2 separate regions of the Homo sapiens genome follow, and region 1 is linked to region 2. A link is an interaction called in ENCODE POLR2A ChIA-PET data of the cell type or tissue named here. Cell type or tissue: B cell. All regions are shown on one strand. Links, peaks and the distances in the headings refer to the core of each region. The heading gives the core; the rest is flanking DNA.

What was found. Peaks named below come from ENCODE experiments on the same cell type or tissue, not always from the same donor. Only the 100,000 strongest peaks of a DNase experiment are listed, where the experiment ranks them.
Region 1: POLR2A ChIA-PET joins it to region 2 with 7 read pairs; 2 of 35 experiments call an interaction of 5 or more read pairs at or near these places.

What each region holds. Positions count from the first base shown.
Region 1 is chr7:135,126,295-135,131,761 of GRCh38, reverse strand. All of the region lies in intron 16 of AGBL3 (AGBL carboxypeptidase 3), which reads right to left. It also overlaps a transcript of CYREN not described here and the pseudogene RNF14P4. Among named protein-coding and RNA genes, the nearest start is that of TMEM140, 19 kb to the left of the region's middle. In B cell, for the core only: no CTCF peak of the experiment used is centred there; no DNase peak of the experiment used is centred there.
Region 2 is chr7:134,763,940-134,769,406 of GRCh38, reverse strand. The region is part of intron 1 of LOC124901750 (a long non-coding RNA gene); the gene reads left to right. It also overlaps a transcript of CALD1 not described here. Among named protein-coding and RNA genes, the nearest start is that of CALD1, 13 kb to the left of the region's middle. In B cell, for the core only: no CTCF peak of the experiment used is centred there; DNase peaks (open chromatin) are centred at 1,756 and 2,216; H3K27ac peaks cover 2,316 bases.

The sequences.
Region 1 (5,467 bases), core at 751-4,750, 360 kb before region 2:
CAGTTGTTTCACTGATTTTCTGTGTCATTTTTCTGTTTTTAATTTTATTAATTTCTGCTCTTATCTTTATTATCTTCTTTCTGCTTGCTTTGAGTTTATTTGCTTTTCTTTTTATAGGTCCCTGAGGTGGGAGCTTAGATTATTGATTTCAGATGTTTTCTCATTTTTTAGCATATGCAGTTAGTTCTATAAATTTCTGTATCAGTACTGCTTTAGCTATATCTCACTTATTTTAATATATTATAGTTTCATTTCCATTAATTTAAATACATATTTTTACTTCCTTTGAGAATTTTTTTTTTAATTTTTGTTTCCTTTATTTCTTCTAAAAAAAGCCAGGATACATGTGCAGAACGTGCAGGTTTGTTACATAGGTATATGTGTGCTATGGTGGTTTGCTGCACCTATTGACACATCCTCTATGTTCCCTCCCCTCACCCCTCACCCCGCAACAGGCCCTGGTGTGTGATTTTCCCCTCTATGTGTCCATGTGTTCTCACTGTTCAACTCCCACTTATGAGTGAAAACATGTGGTGTTTGGTTTTCTGTTCCTGTATTAAGTTTGCTGAAGATGATGGCTTCCAGCTTCATCCACGTCCCTGGAAAAGACATGATCTCATTCCTTTTTTTTCTAATTACAAGATGATTTTTAAATTTATTTTTATTTTTAAGATTAAGCATCCTCTTTGACAATCCAAAAACATAGTCCTTGCTCACTCTGGACACACACACCTAAAACAGTTAAAAGCAATTCTTCAATTTTCAATGACAAAGTAGGAAAAAAACAATATGTTCTCAAGCTGCAGTTCAATTTTCTGTTCTCTTTTCCAAAAAATTTTACTTTGCTTCTAAGCCACCCACCAACGATAACGAAAGACAATTTTTCAAAAGGCCAACAAAACCCAGAAAAAGGAACAGTTATCAATTCAAAATTATCACCCAAAACACTGCTGTTGCAAAAAAAGAGTATGAAGCCAAATTCCCATAGCTTGTTAGAGAAGACCTTTAAAAATAATTCAGAAAATTAGGACTGGAACTACAGTGGTATAGACAGGTTATACTGTCACTATATGCATATACAGTGGTAAATGCAGATAATTCAAGAACATTCAGCTTGGGATGAATATATGAATAATATGATTATATTATATTAAATTAATATATTATTAAGCTTTCTCCTATTCCAGCAGAGGAAATAAAAACATGTGTTGCTGGAATTAATATTAAGACTGTCCTTACAAACAGAAGGTAGGGCAAAGGTAAAGAGAGAGAATGTGGAACAAAAGTAGCGAAGACAAGTCATTTTGAATCTAGGCTCTAACACCCAGGAAAGTTGAATAGAACTTAAATTCTTCTGAGCCAGTATCACTAAATTCTAGATTTGCCCTGAAACCAGTGGAGCATATACACCATTAATAAATATCAAGTGCCCCATAGCGTTTGTGGTATTAAAACATATTTTTAAATTATTATAAATTTCCATTCTGAAAAGCAGGTCAAAATGACACTGGACCATCCAGTCAGTTACAGAGTAAAGGGCTTCCTCCAGAGAGAACTGACTTGGCAGAAATTTAGGTTGGTAAGAATGTGATTAACATGGAGTAAATGAGATCAGATTCTCAGTATAATTTTCATAAGGCTTCTACCTACCCCAGTTGTAAGGAGTAGTACTGAGGGAACTCCAACAGAATGTCTTAGAGGGAAGCTTCTCAGAGACAAAGGGTCTGTAAGTTTAACTCTTGACCCCTCTTCTCCTTATGTAAAGCTTGGGGAAGGCAATAAATATTTAATTTTTAACTATTCAGAGCTTTGGACACATTATAATATTTAATATTCTGTAGTTTCATTTTCTGAACCCTTGGCTTATAATTTTTCTCAACTTGCATTAAAAAATGTATGAATGCACCCTCTTCAGTAGTACCACATGAAAATATAAATCTTGTTCTTCCATATCTTCTACACAGGAAGACTGAATGAGTAGTACCCTAAATATCCTGCAGGGTTACTTTGTGTACTTGACAAAAGATTAGGGAAAACCAATCCACTTCCATATCTTGAGCAGTAGTTAACTAGTCTTCAATCTCATCTTCCCAAATATCTTCATCAACATCCACAGCATAAAACAGCTGTTTAAGACATGTTGAAGCAGGATCAGTGAAATGTTTGTAAGGGTTTGCTCTAGAGAGAGAACTCATGCAAATCCAACAGAAATATTGCATACAGCCAGTACATGTCATCTTGTTATATCCATCTAATTTCTCTATGGGAGTTCCACAACATGGTCAGTTCTTGAAGTTTTTCTCTAGCCACTCCTTACTTTCCATCTCTTCCAGTGCCTTCTGAATCACCCTCTTATCATACCTTTGTTCCAAAAGTCTTTTATTGGCCTTATCTGCTTGCAGGTATTCATTTAGTAAGTCTATTAATTTCTCTGCAGTCACCTTACATGGAGAGACCCCATGGTAGGTCAACCTGCACAAGGTACAGAAGGCAAAATTGCAGCTGGAGCAGATACCCATGATGTAGCCAGGCTCCTGCATCACAGGCAGCTGGCAGCATGCGTGGGGGCAGTACACCACATCTGCCATCAGGTCCAAGGTGGACTGGAGGAGAAGGCAGTCATAATAGGCAAATAACTCTGCTTCCACTAGCTCTTTGACCTGACCAGTAGTGGCCACTGAAGGGCACTTTGGTTCTGGGCAGTTGAGGCATTGAACCTGGCCATCTCTGATCTGGATTTCAAAGTAGTCCTTCAGACAGTCTTTGCAGTACACATGCCTGCACTCCAAGAAGTACATGCATTCACTACCCAGCTTCTTACAGAAACAGATATTGCACAGGAACAAATTACTATTAAAGCATTTTATCTGCTGAGCTTGATCAAAGTCCAAGATTTCCTGGATCATATTTAACAATGATTCCACATCCTGCACACAGCTGTCTCATCCACAGTTTCCTCTTGGTCTGTATCAGATCCAGAAGTTCCTCCAAAATCTAGCTCTGTGTTGGGAGAGGCTTGAGCTGTCCTTCTCTGCACTTTTTTTCTGAGAATCAATCTTGAGCTCAAAAGGAGAGACAATATTCAGGTATACTAGGGTCTCTTCCTTAAGAAATTGCATCCAGGCAAACGGGATCACGCTGCCAGGGTGTTCTTCCCATAGAGCAGATAGCGCTCACAAACATCTTGAAATTCTATGGCAAATCCAAATAGATCCTGGTTTCTCCACCTTGGACAGACTGCTTTTCTAAATTCATCTCCATCGTAAATACTCACTGGGGCCAGCAATTCATCCTCTTGAGCTTCTTGGTCTTCTGACATTTAATTTTCTGAGGAACAAAACCAAGATGACCATGAGAGTGATCTCTGATCATCCTCACTGCTACACTCCCACCAGGGCCATGACAGTTTACAAATGCCTTGTTGTTTTGTTTTTTTTTTTCGTTTTTTTTTTTTTTTTTTTTTTTTTTTTGAGATGGAGTCTCACTCTGTTGCCCAGGCTGGAGTGCAGTGGTGCCATCTCGGCTCACTGCAACCTCTGCCTCCTGGGTTCAAGCAATTCTCCTGTCGCAGCCTCCCGAGTAGCTGGGACTACAGGCACTCACCACCACACCTGGCTAATTTTTGTATTTTTAGTAGAGACGGGGTTTCACCATATTGGCCAGGCTGGTCTCAAACTCCTGACCTTGTGATCCACCCACCTTGGCCTCCCAAAGAGCTGGGATTATAGGCGTGAGCCACCGTGCCTGGCAGATCCCATTCCTTTTTATGGCTGCATAGTATTCCATGGTGTATATGGCCACATTTTCTTTATCCAGTCTATCACTGATGGGTATTTGGGTTGGTTCCATGTCTTTGCTATTGTAAACAGTGCTGCAATAAACATATGTGTGCATGTGTCTTTATAGTAGAATGATTTATATTCCTTTGGGTATATACCCAGTAATGGGATTGCTGGGTCAAATGGTAGTTCTGGTTCTAGATCCTTGAGGAATCGCCATACTGTCTTCCACAATGGTTGAACTAATTTACACTCCCACCAGCAGAGTAAAAGCATTCTTATTTCTCTGCAGCCTACCCAGCCATCTATTGTTTCTTGACTTATTAGTAATTGCCATTCTGACTGATGTGAGATGGTATCTCATTGTGGTTTTGATTTACGTTTCTCTGATGATCAGTGTGATCAGTGATGTTGAGTTTTTTTTTTTTTTTTAGACGGAGACTTGCTCTGTTGCCAGGCTGGAGTGCAGTGGTGCAATCTTGGCTCACTGCAACCTCCGCCTCCCGGGTTCAAGCAACTCCCCTGCCTCAGCCTCCCGAGTAGCTGGGACTACAGGCGTGCGCCACCACACCCCGGCTAATTTTTTGTATTTTAGTAGAGATGGGGTTTCATGTTGGCCAGGATGGTCTCGATATTCTGACCTCGTGATCCACCCACCCTGGCCTCCCAAAGTGCTGGGATTATAGGCGTGAGCCACCACACCCAACCATTGAGCTTTTTTACATATGCTTGTTGGCTGCATGAATGTCTTCTTTTGAGAAGCGTCTTCATATCCTTTGCCCACTTTTTGATGGGGTTGTCTGTTTTTTTCTTGTAAATATGTTTAAGTTCCATGTAAATTCTGGATATTAGACCTTTGTCAGATGGGTAGATTGCAAACATTTTCTCCCATTCTGTAGGTTGCCTGTTCACTCTGATGCTGGTTTCTTTTGCTATGCAGAAGCTCTTTAGTATAATTAGATCCCATTTGTCAATTTTGGCTTCTGTTGCAATTGCTTTTGGTGTTTTGTCATGAAGTCTTTACCCATGCCTATGTCCTGAATGGTATTGCCTAGGTTTTCTTCTGGAGTTTTTCTGGTTTTGGGTTTTACATTTAAGTCTTTAATCCATCTTCAGTTAATTTTTGTATAAGGTGTAAGGAAGGGGTCCAGTTTCAGTTTTCTGCACATGGCTAGCCAGTTTTCCCAGCATCACTTATTGAACAGGGAATCCTTTCCCCATTGCTTGTTTTTGTCAGGTTTGTCAAAGATCAAATAGTTGTAGATGTGTGGTATTATTTCTGAGGTCTCCGTTCTGTTGCATTGGTCTATATATCTGTTTTGGTTACTGTAGCCTCGTAGTACAGTTTGAAGTTAGGTAGTGTGATACCTCTCCAGCTTTGTTCCTTCTGCTTAGGATTGTCTTGGCTATTCGGGGTTTTCTTTGATTCCATATGAAATTTAAAGTAGTTTTTTCTAAATCTGTGAAGAATGTCAGTGGTAGTTTGATGGGAAAAGTGTTGAATCTATAAATTACTTTGGGCAGTACTGCCATTTTCATGATATTGATTCTTCCTATCCACGAGGATGGAATGTTTTTCCGCTTGTTTGTATCCTCTCTTGTTTCCTTGGTGGTCTGTAGTTCTCCTTGAAGAGGTCCTTCACATCCCTTGTTAGCTGTATTCCTAGGTGTTTTATTCTCTTTGTAGC
Region 2 (5,467 bases), core at 433-4,432:
ACGTTGTTGATGATGTACAAATTCTTATACATTTTGGATAGGAAAGTAGATTGGTGCATTCACTTTGTTGAGTGATTTGACAATATCTAGTGACTTTCAGTATGCACATCTATATTCTGTAATCCCATTTCTAGGTATATCCTCTTGGGACGCCCTCACACTCTTAAGCCAAGAGACATGTCAAAGGAAGCTCATTCGAGCATTGTTTGCAGTAGTAAAAACATTGTTAAAAATGCTGCAATAGCAATTGACAGGGGAGAGGCTACAGAAACCATGATATATAACATAATAGCTAAATATCTAATTATATAAATATATGTATAATTATAAAAATATATAATAGCTAATACCATATTATATATGGAATAGGATGGGGTATTATACATAATAGCTAAAATGAATGACCTAGATGTACCTGAAACTCAGAAGCATATTGAGTGGGAAAAAAGAAGCAGGTTGCAATTGGAATTATTCCATTTGTATGAATCATTTAAGAATGCATATGAGAATGGACTAGAACCACATCAAATTTAAGATAGTTGTTGGCCATGAGGGAGAGAGGGGAATGGTACTGCTCTTGAAATTAAGAAATTTAAAATATATCAGCAATGCATAAAAGAGGATCTTAAGCAATTATGAAAAAAAATTACATCTGTTAACACTGCAGAGTATGTACACAGCTGTTTGTTGTGTTATTCTTAAGCTTTTTGTTGTTTTGTTTTTTTTAAAAAATTGCAATATAAATGAGACATTCTCCCCCCAGAGAACTAGCAATCTGGTCCTCTAGATTACTTCTCCGATGTTCCTATGACATCGGGAAAAGCCACTGTGCTTCTTTGTCCTCAGGCCAACAGAGTAGCTCACTTGGGGCCAGCCCAACTAGCAGGAGAATGGACCTGCCCTGACTGTGAGGTCCTCAGCTTAGTCACACATTTGTACAAAGGCTTTGACACCATAACATCAATAGTCACTCTTTAAGGAGTAATAACTTAAGCCACAGCCTGCTTAGCACCTGCTCAGCACTTGGTGCCACCTGTTTTATCAGTAGGGTGCAGATGAAATGAGAGCCTGCACTGACCCACTTTGATGGGGCCAGTCTCCTGGAGCGGCAGGTGGAAGAAGAAGGGCACTGATGGTCCGGAATAAGGCTGAGGACCTGACAAAATGAAAGAGGACATGATCAGAGAAGACCCAGTGTAGATGAAGGAGCTCCTGAGATAAATGGTACTGTTTCTCACTTCCATGGAACAGGACTGGCCATCCCCTCAGCCTTCCTATAGGAAGTCTCTGTCTCCTTATTTCCTGAGCTATAGAGGATGACTGGATGTCTCCATGTTCCACCCTTCCCAGTCCACCCATATTCATTGCTGTTGGATTTGCTCTAAGCTTAGAGAAAGCAAAAAGTTTCCAGAAATTTCTCCCAGTCTCCAATGGGTATCTGAGTCATGCAAAGCTGTGGCTAGAGTTTTCTCAGCTATTCATTTGTTTATTCATTCATTTATTCACTCAACATCTGAGCATCTGTTACCTGCAAGGCTTAGTGTTAGGTTCTGTCCTTGTTCTAATCTTGTCACTGTCACTTTCATATAATCAGAAACACGGTGTGTGCCTCTAGAGAACTGCTGTTCTAATGGGGAAGCTCTGACAGGCACCAGAGATGGACTCCAGGATGGCAAGTCCTGAGAGAGACCATTTGGCTCTGCACGTCTGCACGTGCTTACCCAGCCATGCACGTTTCCTCTTCCCGTTCATGCTCAAGGAAGCCTGTCTGAAATCCAACCAAGACTGTTTGGTGAGGCCTGGCCTCCCCTCCTAACCAGAAAACACACACTTCACTCATTTCAGAAAAATAAAAATAAAAAAGCCAATCTTATAATTGGCTTTGCATTGCAGGCATACTTGTGAGGGGCGCAAATAAGAAAACATTTAAAATATTTGATCTATTTTGGGTGAGGTTCTGTAGCTTTGGCCTAGCCGACTGTCATCTGAGAGGCAAGAAGCTAGAGATTTCTCTTGGGGGATAGACTATTTTTAAGATCGGAAAAATATTTTTAAAGAGATTGCTGCGTCTGGCGATAACTGGGGAGAAATGGCTGTTTGGACTAAGCAAACTGTGTGATATAGATGCGTCTAACCACTGATCAAGCTCTGCTGAGGTTTGATGGATTTATGTCACACACGCACACACACACACACACACACACACACACAGAGACAGAGAGAGAGAGAGTGTGTGTACACGAGGGAGAACTGAAATATCTTTGCAGCTTCGCGGTCTGGTCCCTTTCTGAACCCTCACTGGGCCTTTCAGCTTCATTTCACCTCACGCTGCTTCCTGCTCTTTCGTCTCTCTGTTGGTCCCTCCTCTCTGTCTGTAAACATGTCCAAGGGTTGGGGTGAAAATACCTTTGACTGACTCTTGTTTCTTTTAGCTCCAGTCTTCTCTTTCCTCTTAGTGTCAAATTTCTCCAAATGATTAGTTTATGAAGCAGCCCCTCCCCATTCTTTGTCCATGACCTCAGCTCTTGATCCATGGCCATTTTGTCTTCAGCCTCCCTTCCTCCCTCCCTGTCTGCCCGCCACGATCCCTAACTCCTCTTGCTTCTCTCTTCGTCTTTGGTGGCTCCTGACGCCAGTGTCTAGCCTATCGTCCTATCTCTCTGGCCTCTTGACATTTTCTTCTTGTGCTTTCTTTTCCCTAAACATGGGCATCCTCCCAGGTCCAGGCTTGATCTCTCCCCTAGAAACCAATAATACCTACTTCACAGGACAGAAGTAAGAATTAAATGAAATAAAATGCATATGAAGCTGCTTTGCGAACTAACTGCTCATCTACTTACACACAATAAACATTTATGAAGTAGCTTCTCTGTACTAAAACTTTTCTCAGTCCTGATGTATTAGGCCATTCTAGCATTGCTAAAAACACCTGAGACTGGGCAATTTATAAAGAAAAGAGGAGGCCGGGTGCGGTGGCTCATGCCTGTAATCCCAGCACTTTGGGAGGCTGAGGCAGGTGGATCACCCGAGGTCAGGAGTTCGAGACTAGCCTGGCCAACATGGTGAAACTGCATCTCTACTAAAAGTACAAGAATTAGCCGGGTGTGGTGGCCTGTAGTCCCAGCTACATGGGAGGCTGAGGCAGGAGAATCGGTTGAACCCAGGAGGCAGAGGTTGCAGTGAGCCAAGATCGTGCCACTACACTCCAGCCTGGGTGACAGAGTGAGACTCCCTCTCAAAAAAAAAAAAAAAAAAAAAAAAAAAAGAAAAGAAAAGAGGTTTAAGGGGCTCATGGTTCTGCAGGCTTTATAGGAAGCATGGTACCAGCACCTGCCCACCTTCTGGTGAAGCCTCAGGAATCTTTCAATCACGATGGAAGGCAAAGCAGGAGCAGGTGCTTCACATGGTGAAAACAGGAGCTAGCTAGAGAGAGAGAGAGAAAGAGAGAGAGAGAGAGGTGCCATACACTTTTAAACAGCCAGATATTGTGAGAACTCACTCACTATCCTGAGGACAGCACTAAGAAGATGGTGCTAAATCATTCATGAGAAATCCATCCCCATGATCCAATCACTTTTCAGGGCAGCACCAAGAAGATGGTGCTAAACCATTCATGAGAAATCCATCACCACGATCCAATCACCTTTGAGGGCAGCACCAAGAAGATGGTGCTAAACCATTCATGAGAAATCCATCCCCATGATCCGATCACCTCCTACCAGGCCCCACCTCCAATACTGCAGATTACAATTCAACATGAGATTTGGGTGGGGACAAATATTCAAACGATATCACCTGGGAATACATTGATAACTGTATGAGACACTGTACCTGCCCTTCTCATAAAAGGGGTTTGCCTTTTGCTGGCAGATGTACATGGAATCGCATAAGTGCAGTAGTGGGGCAGGTGTCCCACAAAAATTCTGTGCAGTGGGGATTATGTCAGGCAATCAAGGAGGAAGAGGTCATTCCTATCTTACTAGGGTTTTAAAAAAAACTCATTTGTTCTCATGTTGTTAACAATTAGCTCTTGTGATAACAAATAATATGCATATTTATACCCTGAACTTTTCTTTCTTTTTTTTTTTTTTCCGAGACGGAGTCTTGCTCTGTCATCCAGGCTGGAGTACAGTGGCACAATCTCAGCTCACTGCAACCTCTGCCCCCGGGCTTAAGCAATTATCCTGCTTCAGCCTCCAGAGTAACTGGGATTACAGGCGTGCACCACCACACTCGGCTAATTTTTGTATTTTTAGTAGAGACAGGGTTTCACCATGTTGGCCAGGCTGCTCTCAAACTCCTGACCTCATGATCCACCCACCTCAGCCTTCCAAAATACTGGGATCAGAGGCGTGAGCCACCGCGCCCAGCCTGAACTTTGTTTTCATTGCAAATTAATGCACTTACTCAGACACCTTCAATATCATCTTACTACCAATAAGATAAAGTTAAGGCTTGGCTGAGCATTTTAGGGGAATCAATAATCATCCCTCTGCTTGCTTTTCCTACAATTCCCTGCACAAACTTCTACTTTCTCCCTCTCTTACCTCCTTGGCACCAGCCCCACATCACGTAGTGCACCTCCTGCCTCAGTGACTTCAGTCTTGGTGCTTCTCCCGCTTCACATTTGCCCACTCTGGCTCCAGACCCACATGAAAGCTGCCTCTAAAATCCCAGCACCCAGCTCACACCCTTTCTCGGACAACTTACAATCCAAGAAGTGAGGTCAGACTCTCATTTTCTCTTTATCATTTACTGACTTGAATTCTTTGATTTGATTGTATTTAAGTATATCCATCCTGTTTCCCTAACTAGATTAACAACTAATTAATTAATAGTTGAGTGATAGCTAATGAATAACTAATTAATCAATGAATAATTGACAAATATTTCTTGAGTGCCTGTTATGTGTTACTCTATTAAGCCCTAATGCCATTGTGGTGAACAAGGCAAACACAATTTTAAAAAATCAAGTCTATATCATAAAATCATCAGTCATATATCATCCCTACCTATATTTCTCTTTTTTTCTCTTTTTCTCTACTCCCTTTCTGAGCCAGAATTTAAAAATGCAAACAAAATATGAAGGTACCTTGACAAAATTATTTATATTCAACTTGTACACAAACCCAGAACCAAATCTGAGAATGCAAGTTGGTGCCTGGGGAACGGTGAGTGTGGATTTGGGTCCAGGCCAGGAGCCCTGGAGTCTGGTTGTTTGTTGCTACCCTAATTAAGAGGTGCAGGTGTCTGGAAAGGGGAGCTAATGATACAGTCCTCCCACATGCCCAGGAATGCCAGGCATACCACACACAGAACTACCCTTGTATGGACTTTGGGGACACTTTGTTACATGTATCTTCTGGAAGGCAGAGAAGTAGTAGCCATAATAATAACAAACACCTAAGTATGGCTAAGGGCTGATTTAGAAACTAGAATGCCAATTAGCTAAGTTAAAGTGGGAAAT